Regions from separate parts of the Homo sapiens genome. Here all the other regions are linked to region 1. Evidence: read pairs that join two places in POLR2A ChIA-PET (ENCODE). Cell type or tissue: MCF 10A. All regions are shown on one strand.

Evidence for each region. Peaks named below come from ENCODE experiments on the same cell type or tissue, not always from the same donor. Only the 100,000 strongest peaks of a DNase experiment are listed, where the experiment ranks them.
Region 2: POLR2A ChIA-PET joins it to region 1 with 101 read pairs; 4 of 35 experiments call an interaction of 5 or more read pairs at or near these places.
Region 3: POLR2A ChIA-PET joins it to region 1 with 27 read pairs; 4 of 35 experiments call an interaction of 5 or more read pairs at or near these places.
Region 4: POLR2A ChIA-PET joins it to region 1 with 15 read pairs; 5 of 35 experiments call an interaction of 5 or more read pairs at or near these places.

Annotation. Positions count from the first base shown.
Region 1 is chr1:214,571,232-214,576,231 of GRCh38, forward strand. No RefSeq gene overlaps it. Among named protein-coding and RNA genes, the nearest start is that of PTPN14, 22 kb to the left of the region's middle. In MCF 10A, no CTCF peak of the experiment used is centred here; DNase peaks (open chromatin) are centred at 1,250, 2,320, 2,930 and 3,690.
Region 2 is chr1:214,436,693-214,441,692 of GRCh38, forward strand. The region is part of intron 3 of PTPN14 (protein tyrosine phosphatase non-receptor type 14); the gene reads right to left. Among named protein-coding and RNA genes, the nearest start is that of PTPN14, 110 kb to the right of the region's middle. RefSeq lists enhancers at 2,456-3,427, 2,742-3,081. In MCF 10A, no CTCF peak of the experiment used is centred here; DNase peaks (open chromatin) are centred at 2,949 and 4,679.
Region 3 is chr1:214,444,116-214,449,115 of GRCh38, forward strand. The region is part of intron 3 of PTPN14 (protein tyrosine phosphatase non-receptor type 14); the gene reads right to left. Among named protein-coding and RNA genes, the nearest start is that of PTPN14, 100 kb to the right of the region's middle. RefSeq lists an enhancer at 2,323-3,009. In MCF 10A, a CTCF peak has its summit at 4,620 (motif pointing left); DNase peaks (open chromatin) are centred at 1,996 and 3,046.
Region 4 is chr1:214,453,160-214,458,159 of GRCh38, forward strand. All of the region lies in intron 2 of PTPN14 (protein tyrosine phosphatase non-receptor type 14), which reads right to left. Among named protein-coding and RNA genes, the nearest start is that of PTPN14, 96 kb to the right of the region's middle. In MCF 10A, no CTCF peak of the experiment used is centred here; a DNase peak (open chromatin) is centred at 2,022.

The DNA.
Region 1 (5,000 bases):
CTCATCCATATTAAATAAGTGACATCTACAATCTTTGCACAGTGAAGGGATGAGGGAGAAACTAGTGGGGTTGTCAGTCATGTGAACCACTTGCTTTGCCTCCTTCTTCTGATAATGATCTTCCACCCAACTGATTGAACACTCAGGGTTGGGAGAAGGCAGGAGTGGTGACAGGATATTATCTTCAATTTGGTCTGCTTTTCTTATCTTTAGAAGTACCAACAGAAGGGAACAGAGGTTGAAATTAATGAGGTGGAAATGGGATTCTGAATTATCAGTGCATTTTAATCATCTCTGCTCACCCTTGCAGGTTGACTGTACTCAATTTCCTTTAGACTTCCCTAGGTAGAGAAGTCTACACTCATGAGAAAGAATAATTTCTGTCCTGGAAGCTCTATTCCCTGTATTATTTTTAAAGGAGATTTTAAAACTTAAGGAGGCCTCAGTAGAAAAACATTTCTACATTTGTTTCTTCGAAAAAGACTTTAAAACATCATTTGCCAATAGAGAAAGGGTTTTCCCTACTGTTTTTGGAGCACATTTCTGAAAAGTCCCTCTCCGTGAATCCTCTGCATATGTCCCTCAGAGAAGACGAATGTAAGTAGCATCATATGCCCTCGATGCACTGATTTCTTCCTTGGTTTGTCTTGTCCTGGTCAGAGAAATAGCTTCCATTCTTTTGGATTGCTTTTAAATTCTAATGTCAGAGAACTTCAGTAAAAACCAAATATGGGCCTAGGTTGACGTGCAACAGATTGAGAAGTTGAAATAACATATTGCCTGGACGCAACAGCTGTGAAAAGTCCGTCAGTTAGATTCTGCGGGTACGGTAAACAATGATAAAAGTCAGGCAGAGAGATCATAAAATTATGATTTTTTTTAAAGAAAAAAGTAAAGCCAGGAAAGAAAAGGCCTTTGTCTCTAGTTGACCAGCTAGCCCAAAGCTTCTACCAGAAATAGTGAAAACTGTAGTAACTTGAAGTTGGCTTACAGAGAGGAGACTGCCATGTGAGTTGAGGCTTTTTAGAGGACCTGGGCTGGGCCTGGAAGGAGGTGAAGGGCTGGGTTCAAGAGAGGTGGGGAAAGAGAATTCCAAGCAGGGTGTGAAAGAAGGCATAAAAGTCAGGATGAACACAGTGGTGGTGATGGAGAACTGGGGAAGGGTCAGAAGGTTCAGGTAGGGAATGCCCTCCCCAAGGGAGGGGCTGCCTCAGAGGAGACAGCTATAAGCCTCCTCTTCTCTGAAAGAGGGGCAGGAACAGGCCTCAGCGTGCCTGGGTAGTGGCCTGCGCTGGTTCTTTCTGGCAGAAAGCCTTCATTAAGAACTTTTGAACTGTCAAGGAAATTAGTCCCCAATTCAGCTGAGTTAAAATTCAGCTCCCCCTGTCCCTCCACCTGCCCTATCCCCATTACCTAATTTCAAGATTCTGTCCTTTCACCATAAGATCTTTAAAACTGCTGAAGTGATGGGGCAGAAAAGAAAATGTGAACTGTTTTTCCTAAGCAATTAATTTGAGCCTGCTATTTGAATAACTACTGTTCTAGTATTCTCTCAACTTGTTTTCCACTTAAATTTCAAAGCAGACTCATAGCTACTCCAGACAAGGACCAGTTCTGGAATTCTACCTCCCTCTCTTCCTGTTTTTCTCTCTCTCTCTCACACACACACACACACACACACACACACACACACACACACACACTGCTGGCATTACAACCTATCCCACTCACCCACGGTTTCTAGTAGGTTCTGACCTAGGATCCATTTAATATAGCACTAGCTGGTGAAGGCAATGAAGGAAATCCTAGCATTTAACTTTCAGCTCATAAAAAACATATGTCCATGTATACAAGCTGCAAAGGAAAGCACAGAATTATCTTCTCACTTGGAAAAACTCTGCCATTTCCCCCATGAAAAAGAAAAACATGTTGGCCCAAGAATCTTGCCATCTTCTTCCTTTTCTTCCTCTTTCTCTTCCTCTCCCCACCCTCCATTCTTCTTATTTTTTCTTAGTTCTTGAAACCTACTAACAAGATTCCAGGTAATGTTTAAAGGTTTCCAGGTTTGTTTCTCAAGTGTTCTGAAACATTCCTTTTTGGGATGTACATGGGTGTGCGGATCTTTATTAGATATGATCTTTGCCCAAATGCCTCAGTCCATGCTCTGTTATCATCAAGTGAAATCCAAATCTCTGCGAAGAACTTTTTTTTTTTTTAATAACACCTGGCCTGGCACACAAAGCCTTAAGGGCTGAAAGCCATGGCAGATTCTCCAACTACAAGAATCAAACCATTCATCATCGTCTAGCCTTCACGTCTGCCAGCCAAGAAGGAACAGGAAGTTCGCTTGTGAGTTGCAGGAGTACGGAATGCGAAACTCCAAGCAGTTACTTGCTGTGGTTTTAAGTTTTTGTCTTGGAAGTTAAGAACAATGTGAACCTCTCTTCTAAATAGCATTCTAGTCAATAAATACCTACCTGGCACCTCAAGCCTTTGAAGTTGCTGCAGTCTGTACCTTAGCACAACATTTTAACACATATTAGTTTTTAAAGCAAATCTAATATGAGTACTAGTGTACAAATTGCCCATATTGCGTGGCTGATTAGGTTGCTATTTAAGACTGAGCAGATTAAATATCCTCTCTAAAAATTCTTAGTAGGCATTTTCAGCCTTTATGTATACATCAACAAGCTACCGCATAACATTTCTCATGGGTCACACTCGATTTATAGTTTACCAATTTATAGAGGGGTGTGGTGGGGTGGCAGTTTGAGAGGAAGGGTCTGGGCTTACCAGGGTTAACAAACATGTGCATTTCGACTATACGCTTGCTGGCAATCCAATTTAATAGCTCATTTTCAAATCCTTTCTTGGAAAAGGAATTCAGATTACATAATCATGAAAAACAAACCTGTTGCCACCCAGCATGAGCCAACATGTTACAGTACTTTATGGCCTAAGGTTATTAAGCCAGCACCCAGTTTCATGAGCCAGAGAGAAGATTGGGAACATTTAAAATCTATCAGCTTTGTTAAAGTTATGCTGCTTAGTAGAAATAACAGGCAATTCACCTTTCTTGAGTTCATAATACCTTAAGACCTTGGATTGATTAAATAGGCGCTTGTTTACTGCTAATGAGGGCTATATGATCATTAGCAACCTAGAAACCTACTGAGTAATTCTTTACATTAGCTCCTTTTAATGGGAAGACTACCTTGGCTATTCCTAGCTATCCTCAAGATTCCCATCAACTTTGTCTTTCACTGTGAAGCTTTCTTTTACATTGCACCATGGGCTGAGTGAAGTAATGAACTCTGATCTGGTATAACTGCCCACAAACATAAATTGTCTATTATTTCAACTGAAAAATCTCTGTGTTCTAGGTTTTTAAATTTTTCATTTTGGGTGCACTTGGAGATAAGACTGTGAACTCTACTTTAATCTACATTTCCTGGTTTAAGGGCCATATACAGATATTGTCCTAAAACTCCTGCTTCAAGTTTCCAAAGGAAATCTATTAACATCAGCTGTGGGTCTAGATAGGTGGTGAGACATGAAGAGTGGTTACTTTCTTACTTTAGACAGGTAACCAAAAAAGAATGCTTTTCTGCCCGAAGCAAGACATTGACCTAAATTTCTATTTTCAACACAGAAGTGAAAAAAAGAAAACAATCTGACTCATCAAATTAGGCAACAATCAACTCACCATATAACCTTTCCTGTGGTTAATATACCTTATGAACTTGCTATGAGGTATACAAATTGCCTCCATTCTTCCAGCAGAAATCATAGTTGATTAGATGACAAAACCTATGCAGAAGAGCAGGAGAGTAAGTACCAATAACTATCTTTTGTGTACTCACCATGTAGCGTGGTGCTAAGAGCTTTACACAAATTATTTCACATAATCCTCAGAACAACCCCCTTAGCTGGATAAGGGTGAAGCGAGGTTGAGTAATTTGCCCAACACCTCACAGCTAGCAAGTTGTAGTGCTGGGACCTGTCTTTGGTTTAATGCCTACACTCTAGGCTGTGCTACTTCCTGGTTATCAGACTACATAGGTATCTAGAAGGTAAAAAATCACTCCTCAACTGCTATGGCTAACAGGTCACCTTTACATATCCTGAATATATATTCTGTTTTATTTGACTTTCACTAAATAACAACTTTTCTCTGGTAATTAAAGAGTTGTTGGGCATGGTGGCTCAGGCCTGTAATCCCAGCACTTTGGGAGGCCAAGGAAAGTGGATCACCTGAGGTCAGGAGTTCGAGACCAGCCTGACCAACATGGAGAAACCCCATCTCCACTAAAAATACAAAATTAGCTGGGTGTGGTGGCACATGCCTGTAATCCCAGCTACTTGGGAGGCTGAGGCAGGATAATTGCTTGAGCCCAGGAGGCAGAGGTTGTGGTGAGCTGAGATCGTGCCATTGCACTCCAGCCTGGGCAACAAGAGTGAAACTCCATCTCAAAACAAACAAACAAACAAACAAACAAACAAAGAGTCATGCTAATCCGAAAAGTGTTGCTTCATTGTTTTTTAAAATATTGAAGTGTTAATGTTTTCTGGTTCTAGAATCTCAGAAGCAATTTCTCCCAGAAGGAACTATAGGGGTAATTTTATACCCCTTCTCTCTCTAGTACCAGCCAAGAGAGAAAAGCTGGGTTCCTTCAGCTGCTCCTCCTTCTCCAACTTTCAGCAAGCAAAAGAGATAGAAATATTGCCTCAGTTTATTTGTGGCTCATTTGCATTTCACCTTGTCCACTGAGCTCTAGGGTGGGTGATACAGTTTGGCTCTGTGTCCACACCCAAATCTCATCTTGAATTGTACTCTTGTATTTCCCACATGTTGTGGGAGGGACCTAGCGGGAGATAATTTGAATCATGGGGTGGTTTCCCCCATACTGTTCTTGTAGTGAGTAAATCTCACAAGATCTGATGGTTTTATCAGGGGTTTCTGTTTTTGCATCTTCCTCATTTTCTCTTGCTCTTGCCGC
Region 2 (5,000 bases), 130 kb before region 1:
AGGAGAATCACTTGAACCCGGGAGGCGGAGGTTGCAGTGAGCCGAGATCGCACCATTGCACTCCAGCCTGGGCGACAGAGAAAGACTCCGTCTCAAAAAAAAAAAAAAAAAAAAAAAAAAAAGGTTTGTCAGAATATTAGCTCTCAGGATAATGCTTTTCAAGTACTCTTAACAAGAGTCAGCACATCACAAAATCATGGGTGTGCTTGTATGCATGCAAATGCAACACACAAAATCTCTCAATGTATATAGTAAGGAAGTAGTCACAGATGTCTGGAAAATTAAGATAACTGCTATCTAGAACCAAGCCTCTCTGTATTTTTTTTTTTTTTTACTTAAATATAGTGTACTTCTAGTTGGTAGTTGAAATCAAGTATTTCATGAACCAGTGCCAGAAATAATATTTTTTCAAATAACTGATAATGGAAAGAAATAATGTTTTCACAACCTTGAATTTTATTTGGCTGAAATTATTTTATTTTTTTCTTAATTTACCTATTATTTCATCTTACACTTACCTAAATGCAGTAAATATCAATAAATCAGACAGTGGCAAAAGAATTACTGAAATCCATATGTAGAATTCTCAGTTTTGCAAAATTCTCACTTTAAAAATTAAAATTCAATCTGTAACTTCAAAGCCTGCAGAAACAGTGGGAAGTTGTGTTTAAGGTTTTAGGGTCCTAGAGTAGTATAATTCAGGCCAGTTTTTATTATTCTTATAGGAATAATAAATTTAATAATAAATAAAGGATGCACAAAAGGCTAAATTCTTATGCAATAAATAGTATTTAATATATCCCCTAAACCTATTTAGGAGATGTATTACTCATTATATTATGCATAATCTATTGTGCATTACAGAAGTTGAACTACCTAGAAGGCTAAAATATTCTGAAAGAGAGGAAATACAATCAAACTGTACAAAATTGCTACAGAAGAACCTTGGATTCTCCATTCTGTTCCTTCTAGGATCCCCAGGAAGACGCCCACAATTTTTCTACTAAATAAGACCACGCCATCTATTCTCTAAATTCCTCAGCCTGAACCAAATGTTTTAAGCTTTGCAACTCTTTAATTCCTTCCCAGTTCCCCAAAATCCCCCCTGAGATTCTCCAACATCCATCTACTAACAGAAAAGACCAGCTACAGCTGAAAAGACATCAGGATACAGTTGTCTTCCATTTAACCAAACTTAAATGATAAGAATCACCCATGGCAATGATCAAAAACAGATTTTGATTCAGGGAGTCAGGACTGGGGTACAATAACCTACATATTTTTTAAAATGCCATAGGCAATACTGATGCACGTAGTGTGAAGACCACACTCAAAGAACCAACAGGCTCCCAATGTCTTATTTTTATTTTTTAAATAACTGTCACTCATCAGGAGTCTATCATCTCTTTAAATAATCTTTCACTGGAATCTGTTTATCTTTTCAGACTACAGTCTCTTCAAGTTACAAGTACTGTGAGATTACCATTGGGTCAGCCTGGCCCGTCCTGTGGCAGCCAACCTGGCTTCCCTGTTCTGAACAGCTGCTCTGACCATCTGGGAAGCTGTGAGGCAAGGCCCGCTTTATCCTGTCTCCTTGCTCGGGCCTGATAACCTTAGCCTTCCTACACTCGGCACAGGACAAAGCACCAGGCCGCGTCCTCTGCAGCAGATCTGCTCCCTCATATGGGACTGGAATGAGGGTGGGGAACCTCCCTGGGAATACATGTCTATGATAATAACACAAAATGTTTGCTTAAATTATTGTTTGCAATTCCACTTTTGGGAATTGCCTGAGGGAATTAGGGACAAATTTGAAGTTATCTTCAATAATATCAAATCATTTGTTTTGAGGGAGTAATTCTGAATTTTGGAAATCGCCAGTCAGTACAAAATTTGTACTCAGTAGAGTTTCTAGTAGGGTATGGTTTACAGTGATTTGGGTTTTACTAATCATTAATAATGTACGAAGCCTCACAGTGGCATTGTAATGTCTCAACCTGACTAGGCTGCACTCCATTTCCCAGAATGTTCTTCCCCTATGTTTCTGGTTAGTGTGGGTCACAGAGAATCTTCTGCCAGGTGACTGATACCAGCACAGCTCTCTGAGGGATGCAGCAGTTTCCTGCTACCTTCTAGTATATCTTTTCATTTAAAAAAAACAAATATTATTTGAAGACCTACTATATGCTAAGCACAATGGCAAATGCTTTCTGAACTCATCCTTACAATAGCTATGCTAGCATCATCTCCTGATTCTAAACACAAGAACTTAATTTTGGGGAGTTTACAGAGCCTGACCAAGAAACAAACACCAGAGAGTGAGGTCTTCAAGTCTGTTCTCCTTCTTTTTCCTTTTTTTCCCCCTACTTCCCACATTAATGTATGTTCTCCTTTGTAGTGTTTTTTTTATTGTTTTATTTCCAGCTATTATTTTCCTTGAAGATTAAACCAAAAAATACTAGTTCTTTGCTGATTCCAACAATCATTCAAAACATACAGAGCTCTAGCAGATACATAACTTGCTTCAAATTTTCCATCAGTATCCTCATCAGTAGCTATCTTTTCACAGTTGGCCATTTTATTTCAAGGATCCAAATTACCGACCTTTTTCATGTTTTCCTTAGTTAGACCTATGGGTTTCTCACATTAGTCACTGTCATAAACATCTATCTTTTCTACCTTCTTCAAAACATTTATGCTGGTCAAAAGCATTTGCTTCCAACATTGCTTCATCTCTGTGATTTTCTACTAAAGGACCATGTGTCTAACTCGCATTTCAGTTAAACTTACGTCAAAGTTGCTGGGATTTGCTCTGAATAACGGTAACTCATTTTTATGCTGGCAGCAAACGTCAGGCGAAATGTCTACTCACTCTCCCCAGCTGCAAGCACAAGATTGACGAGCTGACCTTGAGAGTTAGGAGGCTGTAAACCGAAACATGTTGCAACATGTCCCGCTATGATTACGCCTCCTCTGCTTTTACAAAGTACACCAGAAAGCAGTATCATTATTTGAGTCACACCTGGTAACTTGACACCTGCTGACACCTTTCTACTGTTTACTTGCAATGTCTCAATTTTCCACCCTTCTAAAGGACTCAGTGTCATCTGAAAGCTTGGCACTTTCACTATGTGCCCAGGGCTGGAGATCACTGATAAAGACGTTAAATAAAACCCATTTTAGTTCCACTCTCTACATAATGCTCGCTATTTAAAGGACTCACTCAAAGAAGTGCCTGTTTCCCTCTACCCTTTGTTTCTTCTGTCTGAACTACTTCCTTCTCTTTGACAAAACTCATCCCTTCCAATTCCACAGTGTGTCTTAGCTGTTACAGCTAAGGGGAGGGGAGGGGAGGATTGGCAAAGACTTTTTGAACGTTTAAATAAATCCTATCTATGGGCTCTCCCATGTCAGCATGCTTGGTTCACCTAAAACCATTCCAGAACCACCTTAAGAGCCAGGCTTGTCACTAAACAGCTGTGTGACTATGGGCAGAGTCCCTTTATCTGTCTGTTTCTCAGTTTCTTCATCTGTAAAACAAAGCAACTGGTCTCTGTGATTTATTGATATGTGGGGTCTCATATTTAGATATAAAACTCTATCATTCTGGTCTGTCTTGATATAAGGCAAAGGGCTCTTTCTCAAATAGGCTGTGTTTGTTTAAGATTTGAATGATGTCTTTATTGGCCTATAAGACGCTTGGTACTCTTTCTATGCATGAACCTTTTATGGGTAATCAGAGATGAGACAGATATTGTGAGCAATAAAGAGAGGAAATCTGAATAATTTGAGCCATGGCTCTGCAGTAGAAAGTTGACAGGGACATATAATCTAGCCCTCCGGAGTGATCTTTACACAGAAATAAAGTTTTCAAATGAGCACTTAGGGAAGTTATACTCTCACACTCAGCTCAACCACCTACAGTCTCTTATAGGCAGCTAAAGTGTTAATACAGCTGGACACTGAATGACATAAAATCAACTGGGTCAATGAAGAGATATGGGCTGACCCAAGTACTGAGATGCACTTCAAGTTATACAGAAAGTGCAAGTATCGGCAGTCAGGACCTAAATACCTACAAGGCCAGACAGGTCACAAGAATGTGTAAATGCTGCTGACTATTAACTCCCTAGGGAGTGGAGAACTAGGCCCAGTTAGACAGCACATGCCTCTCTGCAAGGCGTCCCAATTCAGTTCTTTCAAAAATGATCCTGGTGAAACAAAACCCACCTGAAGACCAGAATCAGCCCTCATAGTACTAGTTAATAATCTCTGATCTTACTGGTAGGTCAGCCCTCTGGATTTCTTTGTTGACTTTTTATGGAACTAAACTCCCTGTTACTCTGATAAAGCCAGTGAAGAAAGGCATGAACGGATGTATTTCTCTGGCAAAGTAATATAAAAGACTCCATTTATGTGATGACCTAAATCTACTCCACTTGTTAGAGAAAAAACTTCTGTTATTTAAAAAACAAACAGTTCTTTTTCAGGGTGCCCACTTTATAGAGTTCTAGTGAAGACTGAAAAAGATAATAATCTGAGATACTTAGCATAGCATCTTGCACATAAATGTTAGCTGCTACCATGACTACTACTGTTACATTATATCCGGTGATGGAACGCAACTACATTTTTCCACAGAACCACACAGAACTATAATATCCTCAGGCTGGGGAAGTTTTGAGGTTTTGGATTCTTGTGCTTTCTAGATTCTGCTGCTGCTCAGACACTGTAAGTTTCTTTAACGTGTGGATGTAGCACATCTGTCACTTCCTTCCTCTCCACCCACTCCACTCCAACTGAATGTCCCAATGCTGATATTCAGGAAAAAAGGTAGAGCAAACAATTATAAAACATCTATTCTTTGCACCTCTTCCAACGTCAAGATTTTTTTTAAAATCCATTTTTGAAATTGACACACCATTCTCAATCCCACCCATTGTAATGATACCCCTACAATCTTGAGAATCCTTTATGGGAAGCGGATGTCTCTTAAAAAT
Region 3 (5,000 bases), 130 kb before region 1:
ATCTCATTTTGGGAAGGTAATTCTTCTTCCCTCCAAGGTTGCACTGTTTATTACAGACAGCCATCTTCTCTCATCACATTGTACATTACATTAACCACACAGAATGTTTGAGATTAGATCCCAATGTCAACTGCATCTTAAAATATCTAAAATATCTGGCAGAAATAATTCCATTCTCAATAACCAACATAAAGAGAACAATTTCCCATTCACTAGCTGGAGCTGGCCAGGAGGAGAATTTGCTATTCTCAGCAAATTATATTATCCACAGGGAATTCATGCTTAATCTTAAGACTTGAAGGGAGTCCCTGTATCCCAGCCCACGGGTAGACTTTAAATATCCAGTAAAATGACATTTCAAAATAATAAAAGAACTAAAAGAACTGGAGGAACAAAATAAAGGGTGTTGTAAAAGGAAATGGAAATACTACCATAATTAGAGCTTTTAAAACAGACACTTTAAACACTGGTTGAACACTAACTTGTTTACAACAGCACACAAGGCAGATTGCAGGAGTCTAAGGGGGAAAAGTATTGGTATTTATAAGAAAGAAAATGTGAAGAAAGCTACTGTAAGGTCACTTCCTGAAACCTAGTTTAAGCACACACATGCACACACACAGAGAGACACACACATGCACACACCAAAACACCATTTTAACCCTTATGAAGATATACAGCTTCACTTAGTCTGGCTTTCCCATCAACATGCCATGGGCCCAAATACGTAACTGGAAAAAGGGGACCCCCATCATAGTTTAAAAATGCATTAACCTAACTCCCTTGTCACTCACTTCACACGCTGAAATGCACTTACCCTCTTTCTGGTACCTAAACAGCACAGCTTTAAATGTGGGTATTTATTCTCAGTTGGTTGAAAGACAACCTGTCCACTTGGTTCTTCCCAGACAGGAACTATCTTTAACATTTAAGAATGCTCCATGCAAGCCCATACAGAGATTAAGTATTTTAAAAATCCTCCTGGTGATAACTGCTAGGCAGTTTTACCTGGCTGACTAGAATACCCAGGACTTTGGAAGAACTGGGAGATGTACAATAGATCACTGATCCTAAGAGTAGGGGATACCCATAGCTGCTGAGAAGCACCGAAAACAGACATAGCATCCACCAGATAGAGGGTACTTGGAACAGGTCCTGTGGGCCTGATGTGTCTGCCAGATGTACGACAGTGTACTAAAATCATCCTTGGCAAATGGAATGACCGTGCTGGCTACAGCAGTAGTTGCACTCTGTCAATTCTGTAGAGTGCTCACCATTAATAGGGTGGACAGCCCCACCCAAACAGGCAGGCTACTAAGATGTCCTGGAAAAGTAGGAAATGTTATCTGACCTCATTAGGACAATTAGAAGCTCCTGTGCACTGTGCAACCATAACATTCAACAGTGAGTAATGCAAAGACAAACATGTTTTGGTTAAAAAAAAAAAAACCACAAAATTAAAAATTTTAGAAACCATGCATGCACTCAGCAACTTAGAAGTTTGTAGCCTAAATTCACTCTTCAAAAATTAAGTTTTCTTTTAAAAGTTTTCTCTTTAGTATTGAAGAAATTAAAGAGGGACTTCCATGCTTGAGGAAGACTTGGAAAAACCCCAGACCTAAACTAAAAGCAGTGATCTTGGCCAGCAATTTTCTGGCTTCCCCTTGCTATTATTAAGTATCCTTCTGTTTGAGTAAGAATTTATCCACCTCTCAGAAGCCATCTTTTTTCTTTCCGTGTCCAGAAAAATGTGAAAACCATGTGTTTATAATGAGCCTGTTGCTATGCAAATCATTAAAACACATTACAAAAATCTTTCCTTTGAGTCAGGAGAACATGCTGGGGAAGATGAACTGCTCAAGAGTCCCTTTGCTGGACAGAAAAGCTGGCAAAAAGGAATCTGAGAAGCAAAGCAAAATGGAAAAAATTACAGTGGTCCCATCCCTTGAGTCATTTTAACCAACAGGGGAAAACTAACATTTTCAAAGCCCCAAGGTAATAAATCTTACAGTTTGGGGTTAACAAACTCGGTGGTTCTTAATCTCTTTAAATCCTATGGTTTCATGACTCATCCCCCATCTGTCTACCAGAGTGTGTCCTTCTTTTCACTATTTTCTTTTAACATTTCTATAACAATATCAAGGGATTTCTTCTTTTTTCCTTTTATTTGTAGCCCTGTGTGTATTTTCCTTTTAATATATTTTGTTTTCTCATTCAATTAACACCTTAAAGTAGGGCCTGAGTTATCCATTTCTTATCCAACACAATCATAGTGTCTTGGCAGGTTTCCCTCACTTATGAAGGGACTTGCCCCTCAAAAGCCATATCTAGCAGATGAGACACAGTATGTCAAATTAATGTCAAAAAAAGCAGTGCCTCCTAATTTTCTAATTTAAACCAATTTGGACTTGATAATTTTAATAAAGCCAATCACTTTATTAAACAATTTGCAATCAATGTCACTCTCAAATTTTTGTTGTGTTGTTCTGAATACACTACTGACCTAAAAATTTCCATGGGTGTGATTCTCTGGGGACAACAAATTAAATAAACAGCTTTTAAATGTATTTTCCTTTGACTCCTATGTGTCTTGATATATATATGGGTTCATATACACAGCAAAAAAAAAAGGAAAACCCAACCAGAGTATTAATCTAGACTCTTTGTCCTTGTTCAGAGAGAAGAAATGGCTGGTCATGACTAATGCTATAGAACCTGTTCTCAAACAGAAGTAGCCAAACCATTGCAAACATGTGTTGGATGAAAACAAGTTTGGTTGGCTCCAGACAAAGGCTTATTTTTTTCAGCACAGATGGCTGAATGGTTGCCTCCTCCAACGGGTTGCCCGCAAATGAAAGACAGATTTCTATTTCTAATCTATGCAAATATCTTACTCTGCAGGGCATCACAAAGACTAACTGTTTTGTGTCAGACACTGCAGATCCCAGGTGCTCTCAGAGATGCCAAAGCCCATCTCCACCTGAGATGCCTGGTAACTGGGATAACAGCGGATGACTGGAGAGTTAGTCATTAACCCGCTCCTAATGAATGTTGTTGGGGCCTTCTGTGAAACATTCCTCTGGAATCCTGCCCCACCACCACTGCTTCCCCTTGGCTGAGCTGCCTGGAAGGCAGTTTCAATATTCAGTTCGGACCTCAGATGCTGCTAAAACCTCCCAAGAAGGCTGAGATTCCCAAAGGCTCTTAAGGACTGTAGCATTTTTCACCTTGTGTTGAGCACATCTGTCCATCTCCAACACCACACCGAGAAAACTCAAGCATTTAAAAATGTTATTCTGTCCAAACCAGATCTCCTTTATTCTCTAGTCCATAAGCCTACAACCTACGGCATGTCTTGCTGAATCACACCTGATCGTTGTTGGTGGCCCTCAACCTTCCCAAATAAATGTAATTCCTTTATTCTTTTCTTCCTAACAACTTTTCTTTGATTTCTTACATTTTTTTTTTCTCATGTTCCTCCATATTCCCAGCTTAAATCTTTTACTCACTCTGACACCCCTTGGCACATTCCAGTTTTAGGGCCCCTTGGAGGCAACAAAAATTTCTGCAATGCTGCAAACATACACACATACTCACGCACAGACAAAATGTTGCATGCTAATCCAACTCCTAACTTTCAACATTCTTTGCCATAAAGAGTTGGTTAGACCTGAAATCTACATAATTTAGTTCCAGCGCTTAAATCTAAAAATATCTTTCAAAGTTTAAAATTTTTTGTTAGTTTTTCTGATCAAATGTCAGCAACACAGTTTGCTTCAAAATCCTGTGTTGGAAAACACTTCTTTCCCTCCTTATCAACCTTCATCTGAAATAAACCAGGCTAATTAAGCAAAAAGAAATTCTAAAGAAAAAAGAAAAGTCCTTCCTAAATCCCACAGTTAATAACCACCACTACCAAAACTTTTTACTCTATACCTCCCTCTTTGAAATTTAAATACCTTTTGTTTTAGTCTATGAATGCAAACATTGACAGTCAAACAATGCAGCATTAAGTTTACTTCCTTGGAAAATCTAAAATTGTAAAGAGTTTTAGAGGTTAACTGATTCATTGATTCCTGAGGCTGGGTGAGTGTCAGAAACACCAGAGGAGTACTATTCATTTTCTCTTTTTTGAGATGGAATCTCGCTCTGTCGCCCAGGCTGGAGTGCAGTGGCGCGATCTCGGCTCACTGCAAGCTCCGCCTCCCAGGTTCACGCCATTCTCCTGCCTCAGACTCCCGCGTAGCTGGGACTACAGGTGCCCCCAACCAAGCCGGGCTAATTTTTTTTTTTTTTTTTTGTATTTTTTTAGTAGAGATCGGGTTTCACCATGTTAGCCAGGATGGTCTCGATCTCCTGACCTCGTGATCCGCCCGCCTCGGTCTCCCAAAGTGCTGGGATTACAGGCGTGAGCCACCGTGTGTCAGACACTGCCCGGCCTATTCATTTTAAACAATAACATCCTCTTGATTCTCAGCTCTAGACATTACAACCAGACTTCTGGTACAGCTCTAGAATCATATTTATAAGTGCTCCAGGTAACTATGATACAGCAGGCCCTGGTCTTTTGAGAACCACTGATCTATTCCAACATCCTACCCAATATGGTGGCTCCCTCTACAGGATACCACATGGGCTACCTGGTCCACGTGACAACATTCACAGAGACCAGTGCTCTCACCCTTTTGTAAGTCTTGTTCCATTTTTAGATGGCTTAGTTACTAGAAACTGTATTCCTACATTGAGCCAAATAGTCAAAGTTCTTTGGCTCCTTGGACTTCACTTACTTAGACCCTAATTTTGTGCTCCAGAACTGACAAAGAATTCCCCCTCCTACAACAGTCTGTAAATATCTAAAGGCAGCTACTACTGTGCCCTTGTAAGACTTAATTTTTCTTTTTTTTTTTTTGAGACGGAGTCTCACTCTTTCGCCCAAGCTGGACTGCAGTGGCGCTATCCCGGCTCACTGCAAGCTCCGCCTCTTGGGTTCATGCCATTCT
Region 4 (5,000 bases), 120 kb before region 1:
TCCAAAGGACAAGTTCACATCAGAAATCTATGCATTTCTTGAGCAACAAAATGCCAACCAGAGCCAAGGTTATATTTCTATCAACTTAGACAAACTTACTTGGATGAATTCTGACCCTATTATTCATTTCCTAGCTCCACTGAGTCCATTAGTTGTTCCAACCTGAGTGATGACATAGAGGAAATGAAATGTGGCTGAATAGAAAGAAAACAGACTTGGAGGTCAGTCCATCTCCCATCTTTTGCACTCACTGTCTCAGTAACTTTACACAAGTCATTGAGCCTTCTAGACTCTCAGAGTTTTCTCCTCTGCAAAATGGAGATGATGGTTACAACTTTTGCCCACAGGCTCTGAGAGGTGTAAATGAGATAATGCCTGTCAATCACCTGCATGGCACATGGTAAGTAACTACATCATAAGTGGTACCTTCTATTGCTGCTGCGGCTGCACGACTACTACTCCTGTTACCACCACCACCACCACCATCGCCACCACCATCATCATCATCAGTAAATCAAAGCAGGTAAACCTCATAAATCTTTTTCATCAGCACTACTGACATCTCTGTGAACCAGAGAATCAGGAAACAGAGGTTATCTGGGAGTCAATGAGAAAAAGCAGGCAAAGGTAGAAGCTGGAACATCTACAAATAACATAAATATTTAAAAGATGTAAGGAAAAAAATCACAAAGCTATACCTCCACTAAGATTTTGAGGATCTCATGAGAGATGATATTGGGACACTGGAACATCACTCTGATGCTATCCTCTGAGATCTATGATGTAGGCTTAAGCTAACCTTAACATGAAGTCATTTGGGTATTCAATTCAAGAAACTTATCTGAAAAGGGTCCAAAGTAGCTCTGCATTATACTGAATTCCTGTATGGAACACAGGGCTGTATGAGGGTATTCCACGGTATTTTGGATGCCTAGGAGTGAGTCTCCATATAATAAATTATGTAATATATGTAATTAACATGCTATGCAGCAATTATTAAAGTTGGAAAAGAGCCCTTTTATAAGCATTAGTGGAGAAACAGAGGGCAACTTCACAATTGCTTAACAGGCTAACCATGATTTATCATCTTTCACTAAAAGTAGTTTTGACATTTGGGAGATATTTTTATGGTCCACACTTCATTCAAATTAGTAATATTCAAATTATAGAGGGCCACAGTAACTGCATAAATGTTCTACAATCGATTTTAAAAAACGGTTAAAATTTTTATTGCTTCTGTGTCTTGAAAGCTATTTTAAATTTCCTTTTCTCATTCCCATCCATCCAGATCATTAAACCAGACCTGACCTCCACCCCAGAAATCCCTCAGAGAAAGAATATTCCATGGAATATATACACACGAACATGTATGTGCACACATACAACACACACAAAATGCACACTACAGCTGCACATACACACACTCCTGTGCATACACACATATGGATATGTTGAGGAGGATGATGAGGTACAAGAGAAATGATAGTAAGGCAATAATCTTGAGCCAGAGCTCTAAATAACAAAGTAAACCACTTCTAATAGAAAAACCTAATTCATGGCATAAATTTATCACTGCTGTTGTACAGCACCTTCCAGAGGACACAGAATATTTCAGGGTGACTCACCAGGTAATTATCCAGTGAAATAATTACATAACTATGGAAGAAACGGGGTGTCCAGTGCAGGGCAGAATTGGGGGAGGCAGGTAATCTGGAGGACAGAGTTTGTATCTACTCACAGCCAGAACATCCTAACTTTAGAACTGTCAAATTCAGTTCTCTAGCAGGAAGAAAAGTCCATCCCCACCCTGATTTTTGAAGCTATGCCCAAAGTAACCTTTTCCATTCCCACCCTACTCCTCCCGTTCTTCCTCTAGCTATTTTCCTACTCTGGAGTAGAAAGACCCTGCCTTGAAAGTCCAATACAGCACATGTTTATTCTCCCACGTCTACACAGTGCCTCACAGGAAATGGAATCAGAGCCTAGGCTCTCATTTCAACTAGCATGTGCACCAATCAACTTCCTGTGTATTATCCAAGGAACTACTAATCCTGTCAAGCCCAGCTGAGACCCCACCAGGCTGGTTTGTGGTTAACTTGCCAATTTAAACTCTAGCTCAATTTTGAAAGCTGAGCTTAGCTGCTAAACATTGCCACATGGTTGAAGAAAGCATGGTGGATGATTGCAAATAGAAACCACCTTCTCCATGACACCAAGAGGATCCCATCATATTACCTGAGTAAATGCCTGAAATATCTGTTCTGTTTATATCTCAGGCACCAAAAGTAAGCCAGACTCATTTAATCCTCATGATACCTCCTCTGGGTGAGGTATGAATCCCATTTTATTGCTCCAGTTTTCTTAAGAAAACTAGAACACACAGCTCTGGTGCCATGAGTTCTGCAATAAGTTTACTGCAATGATGAGAAAAGAAGACAGAAGAGCCAGTCCTCAGACACAAGAACCACATCCCTGAACCACTTACAAAAAATGCACTACGATGAAACCAAGTAGGGAAAGCCACACTAAAATGTCATTTTTATGTGAGCAGCTTCCTCATTTATTTGGTTTGGTGTACTGCATTTTAACACAGGAAACATACATTTAAGCATATACTAAAAAATCGGCTAGTTTCTTCAGTGGCAGGTTGGTGTGTGGATACTACAGCGTCAAAATGTCCATCTTTTGGTATTATGGAAAGATTCTAGAGAATAAGGGCCCTTAAAAGTAGTTTTGAGGGCAGGGGACATTATGGGAACTCTCCGTACCTTTTGCTCAATCTTGCTGTGAAACTAAAACTGCTCTAAAGAAATAAAATCTATTAAAAAGTAGTTTGGGGTGGTTTTTATTTGTTTGTTCATTTATTTGTAAAGAGATGGTATAATCCCCCACCTTAGCTATTAAAAGGGAAATATTTTTTGAGGGTTTTGTTTTTCCAGTTTTGTGACAATGGCACAGACTAATGCTATTTGTAAGAGGTTTAGATGCAGTCTTGGCAATTACCAAGGATTAAAGCCATGATCTTATCTCAAGCATTTTGAAGAGTTACTCATCCAGAAGCAAAAGTTTAAAATATCTTGCATTAAGTTGTAATAGGTTGCCTATCTTACCCAATATTTCAGCTGTAAATTAAGAAATGGTGTGCTTCCACATAAAATATATGAATTACATATTATACAAGCACGAACAGTTTCACTGAGGCATGGAAAATACTTCAAAAGATGACTATAAGCAGACTCTGAAATAGCACTTCATGCAATTACATTCCAATGGCTTTGGAAAATAAGCCACTGTACATCAGTTGGATAACGGTAGAAAAGAACTTGTGTGTAATCAACCTCTACTCTGGGTAGGTCTGAGATTTCTATAACTGACACATCTATAATTAACAACTGCACCCTCTTCATTTTCCTAGCCAATCTCTTTATAAAAGTACATGAAAAGAAAATGCAGAGTAACACAGACCCAAGAAGCAAGTCCCATAGCCAAGAAAAACCACTCTTCTGAGACTGTACGACTCACCTAGAATACACAGAAAGATGAAGACGTACAAGTTAAGACTGGCGAATAGTTCACCCACAATCTCTATACCTAGAAAATGGAGATGCCGGTGCCATTACATTCTAGGATTGACATTAAGCTAATAATGTTTCACACTGTCATTTTTACAAAGACAAAAAGCAACACAAAACTTAAAGATGAGAAATCTCCCCCAGCAGTCTACTCTTCAGTCGATTCTTAATCAGCATTGATTATTTTAATCCTTTGCAAATACACATATATACTGACGTGATTAAACAAGCTATAAAATACAGCAGAATTCCACTATTATCTGCCAGGGCATGAGGTGTTGCATTTAATTGAGTACCCCCCAAATCCCACATAAATTATTAATTGCCAAAAGATTAGCATGAAATCAAACCACAGAAATATTCTTCATGTAAGTTAACTTTTATGTGATAATAGGAAATGCATGTTAAGTTTCTTATCTTTATAATCTCTAGTCATTATGAAAATAGCAAAATGTGGAAAATTTCTACTGTAGTGATAGCTTTGGGTAAAACAGCTTTTAGTAAAGATCAAAATATAAATTTGCAAAAGAAAAAGGGGATAAATTAGAGGATAAGGACTTACTCTTTGAAATGATTATAGTTTGGTTTTTAAAAGCTTTTTTACACTCTTTTAAAAACCAAGGCTCTTAGGCTTAGCCTTAGGAGAGAGCCGAGAGTTATGAAAGTCACCATTCTCCAGAGCGCTGGATTTCCTCACAGCAGTTCTCTACCTCAAATAGGGTTTACCAATGAACTGAAGGGTATCTCAGGTGCCTTTGTTATATCATTTATCCTTCTTCCACTTGTTAAGTTAAAAGTAGAGCCAAGGTTATTCTAGCATATTTTTACATTTTATTAGGATGCTTATACTCACTATTACCATTAAATGCCCCCTTTGCGTTTCTTAGAATAGCACTGTTCAGCAGAAATCAAATGTGAGTTACATATTTAATTTTAAATCTTCTAGAAGCCACATTGATTTAAAAGTACCAAAAGTGAAATTACTTTTAATAAATATTATTTAAAACACGTTCAAAATATCATTGCAACCTGTACTCAAACATACATATAATTAATGAGTATTTTAGTTTTCTCATACTATGTCTTCAAAATCTGATGTGTTTTTACACTTACCACACATTTCAGTTCAAAATAGCCACATTTCACGTGTTCCATAACCACATGTGGCTACCATATTGGACAGCACAACCTTAAATTAATCCTAGCTGTTCGAGGAACTGAAAGACTTTGCTATTTTAACTCAATATAAGATCACAGTTTCATCTATATCTATATCTATATCTATATCTATATCTATATCTATACCTAGAGAGAGAGAGAGAGATAGAGAGAGAGAGACAGAGAGATTCACTCTGTCACCCAGGCTGGAGTGCAGTAGTATGTTAATAGCTCACTGCAGCCTCATTCTCCCGAGCTCAAGGGATCCTC